Regions from separate parts of the Homo sapiens genome. Here all the other regions are linked to region 2. A link is a loop called in an ENCODE intact Hi-C map of the cell type or tissue named here. Cell type or tissue: gastrocnemius medialis. All regions are shown on one strand.

Region 1 (2,500 bases), 110 kb before region 2:
GTTGTCTTTAACTTTTTGTTTATTTGCTTGCTTTTTTGCTATTGTAGTGTCATGAACATCTTTGTACATTTTGCTTTTTGCTGTTATTGAGTTATTACCTTTGCATAAATTCCAAAATTCCTAACAGTGACATGGCTGGGAAATTATGTCTAGGCATCTTTATGACTCTTGTATTCTATTTTCAAAAAACAAAAAAAAAACATCTTTCAAGCATTCACTGTTTGCTCAAAGATTTTTCTACTTTAATATGTAAGTGTTTCAAATTTGTTTTCTTTTGTACTTTACTGTTTAACAGCAAAGTTTAATGCTTTCCATGTGTTTTGGGTTTCTTTAAATCATATTATTAAAATTAAAAAATATTCTGCCATATGTTTTCAGAATTTTTTGAAAACACCCAAGAAAATATCCCAAAAAATATTTCCTAAGGAGTTCACATTTCCAAATTAATCAGCTATAAGTGCTTTGTGGCCACAAAGCAAACAGAAGTGTCAAGCTAATTTGTCTTTCATTTATCTCATTAAGTGACTCTCATGTGTAATTCAAGTCCTGTCAGCAGTGTTTTAAGGAATATTGAAAAAAGACAGGGACATTACCCCCCAAAAGTTTCCATTCCAGTAAAGTTATTATCATATGACTGACCAGCCTTCAAAAATTGCTCAGTGTTGTAAGAAAAGGACAGAATAAGAGCTATGGGATTCAGAGAATGGGGAGATTATTTCCAGCTTGAGTGACAGAATGTGAAGAGTCAGAGAAGGCTTATTGGAGGAAATTGTATCTGAGCTGAATGAATAGGATGTGAGGTAGGGCCTATCTTAGGGTAGCAGAGGGAAGTGAGCTGGTGAGAATCTTTTGCCCATCTTATGTGAGGGAGCTCTTGACATTTTAACTGTCTTCTAAATTGTAGCCACTCCTTTCCAGATTGGGAAATGGAGTGAGGCAGCGATGACCAATTCATGGTCACATGAAAGGGACAGTTCACATGAAAGGGACAGGTTTCCACATAATGCGGCTTAAAAAAAAAAAAAACTTGAAGAAAACAAAAAGGGGCCAGTTTCAACTGACTCCATATAGGTCTTTCAACTTTCCATTTTGAAAGACCTATAATTCGCAATGAAGTTTATTACCTTCCAATCCCTTCTATAACTTGGCAGACAAAGAAATCGAGGTATTATTTGTTGCCCTGGAATAGACACATAAGGCTACTTGCTACTGGATGCGAATAGTCCAGAACCCTGGCTGTTCTGTTCCTGCTGATTGATGGTTCAGGAGGCTGAAAGGATCAAGATCTGGGCACTCTTAGGACCCACTGGGCAAACACTACATGGAAAGTTCTGCAGGTAGGTAAAGATGATTAATAAAAACAGTTTCCAGACCTAATCAGCGTGATATATAATAAATGAATTGGGCATTGAGACTGGTAAAGAAAAAAAATTATTATGGCCCTTGATTGGTCCTACCGTCACCACGCTGTCTACCATAAGATAGAGAATTTTTAGTGTTACACAGAAAATAACATAATACAACTCTGAAATTTTGATCATTTGTGTGATCAGATAAGTTGTGTTTTGCATTATCATTCAAAGAGCAAAAGCCTTCACTAGCACTCTTTTTTCCACCTACAACAGAAGTTGTCTCAACAATAGCTTAGACATCGATTAGAATAATAGGTTTGAAGGTACCTTAGGCGCTTCTAATCCACTCTTTTTCCCAGTGAAAGAATCCTTTCCATAGTTTTTCTGATAAGCCACTGGCACCCACTAACAACCCAAGCCTGAAAAGCATCCAAAGACCGGATATTTACCTATGAAACATGTTATGGACCAGTTGATGATAATAATGTTTTGCACTTACCTGATGATGTCATTTCAGTAGGTTCAAAACAAGGGATCAAATAATACTCCCATGCCAAGCAGGCAGAAAGGTAGCAAATAGATTTCTTAGAATCCTCATTTCACAAATAGAGCAATTTAGTTTACGTATTTGCTGATTTATTTAACCCCTATCTCGTTTCAGAATTGTTTCAAGTAGACAGGGTACTTTGGTTTCTGGATTCAATAGCGGTTGAAAGGTTAGAAAACAGTTTAAAAGAAGGGAAGCTCTTTGCATAATAGAGAAAAATAGATTTGCATGAATATATTTTGTAAAAGTTGCACAATTGGGTGCAATGCTTCTGTAGAAAAATTCCTGAAAACATTCAGTGCACCACTGTACTTATTATATTAAAAATTCTAGCAGCTGTGCTTTTCTTCTAAATTAAGGAAATAAAGGAGTATCATGAGCTAATGCCACATCAAAGTGGCATGTTTCAACACTTCAACATCATGTGTTGCCAGAGTCAAGTTTTCCAGGAGCCCTGGCTCACCCCTCTGTTCCTGGAGGCAGATGTTGGAGTGGTCACTCCAGGGCAGCGGCAGTCAGAATTTCTTGGTTCTCCTTCCAGATTGTGGCGAGGTACTGGATATGCTTTTTCCCACCTTAGTTAGTTTCTCTGGCAAATCCC
Region 2 (2,500 bases):
ATTTAACAAGTCTGATAGATAGTGTCTCCCAAATCTATCAAAAGCAGTGCCAAGTACTTCAATGTAGCTGAGAGGCATAAATAAACCCAAATGACCATCAAAACTCATCATGACTTGGAGTTCGCTCTGAGTTTTGCAGTTTACAAAGAGACCATGGCAGCCTTGCTTCCCTCAGTTCTACAAGGACACAAGATATACACCTACAGACTCAAGTTGTCAGATTACACTGATCCTCTAAAATGACAGAGGGCCAGCAAATCATGCAGACCCATTTTCAGTTGTGTTCCTGGGGTCACACATGCTCCTAGTGAAGACCCAGCCTATAATCCTGAAAGAAGAAAGCCTAGAGAAGGTGATTGATTTGAAAAAGTCTTCCCAGTTTTAAAATCTTTAGTCCTATGATGTGGTATCTTAAAGACCTACCAAGGTGCCAGAGGTTCCTGACAGGTGAAACCAACTTCCTCTTGTGAGCCCCCTTAGAAAGAGGACAGAACCGTGTTTATTCCAAGGATAGGTTCTTTTTCAGCTATGACTGAATTGTGGGGAAGGTTTTGCAAGGGGGAATTGGATGTGAAGTCTGTTCTTTTCCTCAAATAGATGTAATATTAGGACCAGGCTATTTTATTTTGTAATAAAGCTTATATTTACCCAGCAGCAATGATCAGGGACCTATTCTTATGCCCAGTCCATGAGGCAAAGAGGTTGGCCTGGTCCTCTACTGAGTATTAGCAGCCAGTAACCATTAAATCATGGGACTAGTTGAAATGTAGTGCCCCGAAGTCTGCAGGAATTATTCATACGACCCCAGACATGGAATCACTCTTTAGAGCTTCTTAAGGATGATTTAAAAGAATCAGAATACGTTCAAGTCAGCCCTTTCTTTAATCCTGTAACACGGCACTGCGGGAGTGAGGGAGGCCCACATAGTGATGCCAACTGGATACTGAGGAGAGGTCAAGAATGAAAGAAGAAATGACATTCTGGAAGAAATTCAACTGGTATAATATTTGACAAAGTTACTTTCCTAGGAATTGAAAAGAGATTGAGAGGCGGGTGCACAATTTTCCTCACCATTCATTCAGTTCAAAGTAAAAGAGACTCACCGAAAAGTAAGTGCCTATCTTTAGAAAATTTTCAATAATGATTTTCTCTTTCTTTCTAACTGGTCTTCTGTTCTGGTCAATTTCTTTCAGTGTAAACACATTGATTTGGCAAAAAGCAGTAGGAAAATGTGGCACTCTGGCACTTGGTCCCAGAAATAATATGCTGGGAAGATTTGAGGTCCCTGGTGATGAGGTTAATTATATATGAACCAGCCCTGGTGGGTTCTCCCTCTAGGGGCTCACTGCAGAGAATTAAAGAGGGCTGAGGTATGAGAAGGGTGAATTCCTTCCCAGCCCCCACTCTGGCTGGTTCTACTACTGCCTTAGAGAGCAGATTTCCCTTTGCTCTGCAGCGCCCCCATGGGGCTAAGAGTGGAGTGGCAAAGGGAACACAGGAGGGACAAGCTGTGTTTCAGGTTGAGGGGGGCGGTGGATGAGGCTGAATGGCAGTTTTGACAAAGAAAAAAGTGACCAAAAATCATAAAAATAATCTTTTGAGGGCCCAATAGTAAGGCAGAGCCATACAATTCACATTCCAAACCATATAGATACGTCTGAGAAATCCTAAAGTGCTAATTGCTCATAAAAGAAAAAATTACACATATAAACACACAAAGAAAATCCCTTCCACAAAATCGGGGTGTCATTTTGCATCCAGCGGGATTCATTTTAATTTCTTTGAAAATGAGAAGGAAGGGGACTCAAATGAAAAAGCAGATAGTCTGCCTTCTGGCAGAATAAATCTGAACTTGACAATATCATGTGTCTTTGGGGGTAAAACGTACATTTCAACAACAGTGACAGGATTAGGCCTATGTATATTTTTCAAAAACCGTTCACAAGACAGGCTTTTCTGCAGAGGCTGCAGTAATCCATCTGTCAATAAGTATTAAAATATTCAGATTTCACAGGGACAGACACTTTAACGCATATTTCCTAAGCTCCAGCCCTTGTGGAAAATAATCAACCTCTTTGCACCTTTCTGGGTTTTAAAACCTAAAATACAGCCTTTAAAAATGTGTGTGTGTTGTGGGGTAGGGGGGTGCATTGCCAACAACATTTTCGGTGATAGATGGAACTTCTTACGGGACTGTCAATGAAAGAGATTTTCCAAATATCCCAGCAAACAGCAATCTTTCACAGCTCTGATCACTCCTCCATTATAAACCCAAATTTTGGGTTGAGATAGGTAGATTATTTTAGACATATCTTTATTAGAAATTAACAAGTGACGAGATTTTGTGGAAGCTTTAAGAATTCATCTGTAATTTAATAAGTCGCTTGAAGGACTCTCATAGCCAAGGCTCAGAACAGCCTGACCTTTGAAAGCTGCTTCTGGTCCAAACATTTTGGGCTAATTCTTGAGGAATCTGAAATATTATTTTCCCCTCACACCC
Region 3 (2,500 bases), 170 kb before region 2:
GAGTATCAGAGAGGTCACGTGTCCAACCCTCCATGAGGCTCAAGTCCCTGCCAAGCCAATTCCACCACTTGGCATCCAGGTAAGAAAGGGAAGCAGGCAGGGAACAAGTCTCAACACTTTCTACCCCACCCTGCTCTCAAGAGCCTCCAGAGACCCCCATTGCTTTCCAGGTGCATTCTAAACCCTGGAGATTGGCACTCAGAGGAAGGAACAGGGTTTCCTGTTTGGCAATAACTGGCACTAGATAATATTTTATTTTAATAATGATGAGGCTGGTCTCTAAGACCCGGCTGACCCCTCCTGTCCTTCATCTTTCAACATTGTGAAATACCTCCCTTCCTTCTCTTACCCATCCTCTGCTGTGCCCAAGTCTCTGCTTACCTTCCCCCACTGCTCTGTACTTTGACTTCTCCTTACCCTCGTTCAAGCATTTTTTTCTGACTGTCATAGTCAATCTCCATTTCTCTCTGTTGAAGACACTTCCTCCTTTATAAAGTATTCCTTCCCTCTTCCTTCAACCTTCCAACCTTCATCCACATGGACTGTCCTCTCTGTGCCCCAAATAACTTACCTTAGGCACATTAGCAATCTCTCTTACTAGAGTATAAACTCCTTGAAGACAGGAACCACTTTATCTCTCTCCATATTCTCCTAACAGAGGACTAGGCCTGTAGTGGTGTAAGACAGGCCTTCTTGCATGAATGGAATCTCAGGTCAGTCTCACCTTTATTCTCATAAGAGGGAATGGTGTGTCCTCACTCTTTTCTCCTCCACTGAAAGCTGAATTAGGAATTATTTCTCTCCTGACCTCTGACCTAAATCTATACAGGTCTGTCCTGAAGCCACATCCACAAGATGATGGGGTGAACAAAAATAACCACGGGAGCTGAGTGACATAGCGGAATATTCACGCCTGTCCCGGCCTTCACATGGGCCTGGAAATTTACAGGAATGTATAGCTGTGCTGTTGCTGAGCTGGCTCAAAACCTGTTTTGCTCGAGCCTTCTTCCCTCACCAGATATGTTGGGTATGGTGAGTGTTGCCAATTGGGACAGGAGAACACCCAGCCCAGGCCCAGGTTTTATTTATCCCAGTGCAGCAGGCTTGCAAGTTAAGGATCCACAGACTTTTCAGTCCTTAATATGAACCTGGGAGCGTTTTGAGATATCTCAAGCAGCCAAGCCAAGAAAGCTTTCTGATTCCAACGGCAATAACCAGTTGTGATTTATTGACTATCAGACCCTGGAGCTGGAAGTAACCTTAAAAATCACCTTATGTGATTCTTTTCACAGATAAGGAAACAGATCATATTTGCCTTGCTTTTAAAATGAGGATAGATTGTATTTATTTGCTTAGTAATTCATTCATCCACCTATCCATCCTTTTATCCAATGATCTATTACCAACTCATTCATTAAATATTCACTAAAGCTAGGTGCCCAGCTTGCACTTAGTTCTAGACATAAAAACATAAATAAGATATGGCTTCTGCTCTCTAAGAGTTTATTATACCTACATGCATACACAAACACATAATTATGATTCAATGTGGTATATCCTGATACAAGTGTAAACAAAGCATGTTATGAGCACAGAGAAAGCGGTGACTAATCTGCTGTGCCTGGAAGAGTGAGGGGAGAGGTAACATTCAAACAAAACCTTAAAGGGAGAGAAAGAGTTCTATAAACAAGGAAGGAGGAAAGGGTCAGATTCTGAACAGCATCTCAAAGGCTCAGCCTGAGGGGAGTGTGCAGCTGGCTGGGACTCCTGAAGAGGGCTGTGGTGCAGAGTGCAAGACCTGCACTGTGGCGGGGGTGAAGGTGGTATAGAAGCCTAGCATGAAAATTTCCATAGCTGTGCTGAATGTCTGAGCTTTAGCTTGGGGCTGACAAGGAATCTTAAAAAGTTTTCAGATGGAGCAGTGTCACGTCAAATTTACATTTTGTTAAGACCTCCTTGGCCATAGTAAGAAGAGACAGAGACTGTTGCAATTATCCTAGAAATAAAGTCAGCCAGAGTAAGCTTTCAAACATATGTCAGACCATGTTACCCACTTGCTTATAAGCCTCCATGCCCCATACTGTCTGTCCCCATCACAAATCCCTGTTTTGTTTGTTAAGGTAGTACACATTGCCTTATTAAATCATTTTATTTATTTGTTAGCAAGCTAATTGTCTGTCTCAATCCTAAAGTGAAAGCACCATTAGAGCAAGGGCTATGTGTGTCTTAGTCAACATTGCGTCTCCAGTCCTAGCGCAGCAACTGGGGCATCACTGGCCCCACAGAGAGTTTGGAGAATAATTGCCAAGAACTTGACCTCAGGAGGTGGTAATGGGGAAAGAGAGAAGGTGAGGGAAGATGACCCTCAAAGGCAGAAAACCAGATCCTCTCTTTTCAGACCCACAGCCCACTCAGTGAGTGGACAGTAGCTGTTTTCAATAGACGGAGAATGGGGTGTGTTCTTCACTGACTGAATTTGCTGCTCACATCTGAGAATTTT

Evidence for each region. A loop is a pair of places that touch in the nucleus more often than their neighbours do. Peaks named below come from ENCODE experiments on the same cell type or tissue, not always from the same donor. Only the 100,000 strongest peaks of a DNase experiment are listed, where the experiment ranks them.
Region 1: it touches region 2 in a loop (3-fold over the local background); 7 of 110 quality-filtered maps call a loop at or near these places.
Region 3: a loop joins it to region 2, with 5 times the contacts of the local background. A loop is called at or near these places in 29 of 110 quality-filtered maps.

What each region holds. Positions count from the first base shown.
Region 1 is chr3:187,855,129-187,857,628 of GRCh38, reverse strand. The region is part of intron 2 of LOC105374264 (a long non-coding RNA gene); the gene reads left to right. Among named protein-coding and RNA genes, the nearest start is that of BCL6, 110 kb to the right of the region's middle. In gastrocnemius medialis, no CTCF peak of the experiment used is centred here; DNase peaks (open chromatin) are centred at 938 and 2,362; H3K27ac peaks cover 2,500 bases.
Region 2 is chr3:187,747,129-187,749,628 of GRCh38, reverse strand. No RefSeq gene overlaps it. Among named protein-coding and RNA genes, the nearest start is that of BCL6, 2.9 kb to the right of the region's middle. In gastrocnemius medialis, CTCF peaks have their summits at 1,249 and 1,465 (motif pointing left); a DNase peak (open chromatin) is centred at 1,428; H3K4me3 peaks cover 2,500 bases; H3K27ac peaks cover 2,500 bases.
Region 3 is chr3:187,912,952-187,915,451 of GRCh38, reverse strand. No RefSeq gene overlaps it. Among named protein-coding and RNA genes, the nearest start is that of LINC01991, 62 kb to the left of the region's middle. In gastrocnemius medialis, no CTCF peak of the experiment used is centred here; a DNase peak (open chromatin) is centred at 996; H3K27ac peaks cover 2,500 bases.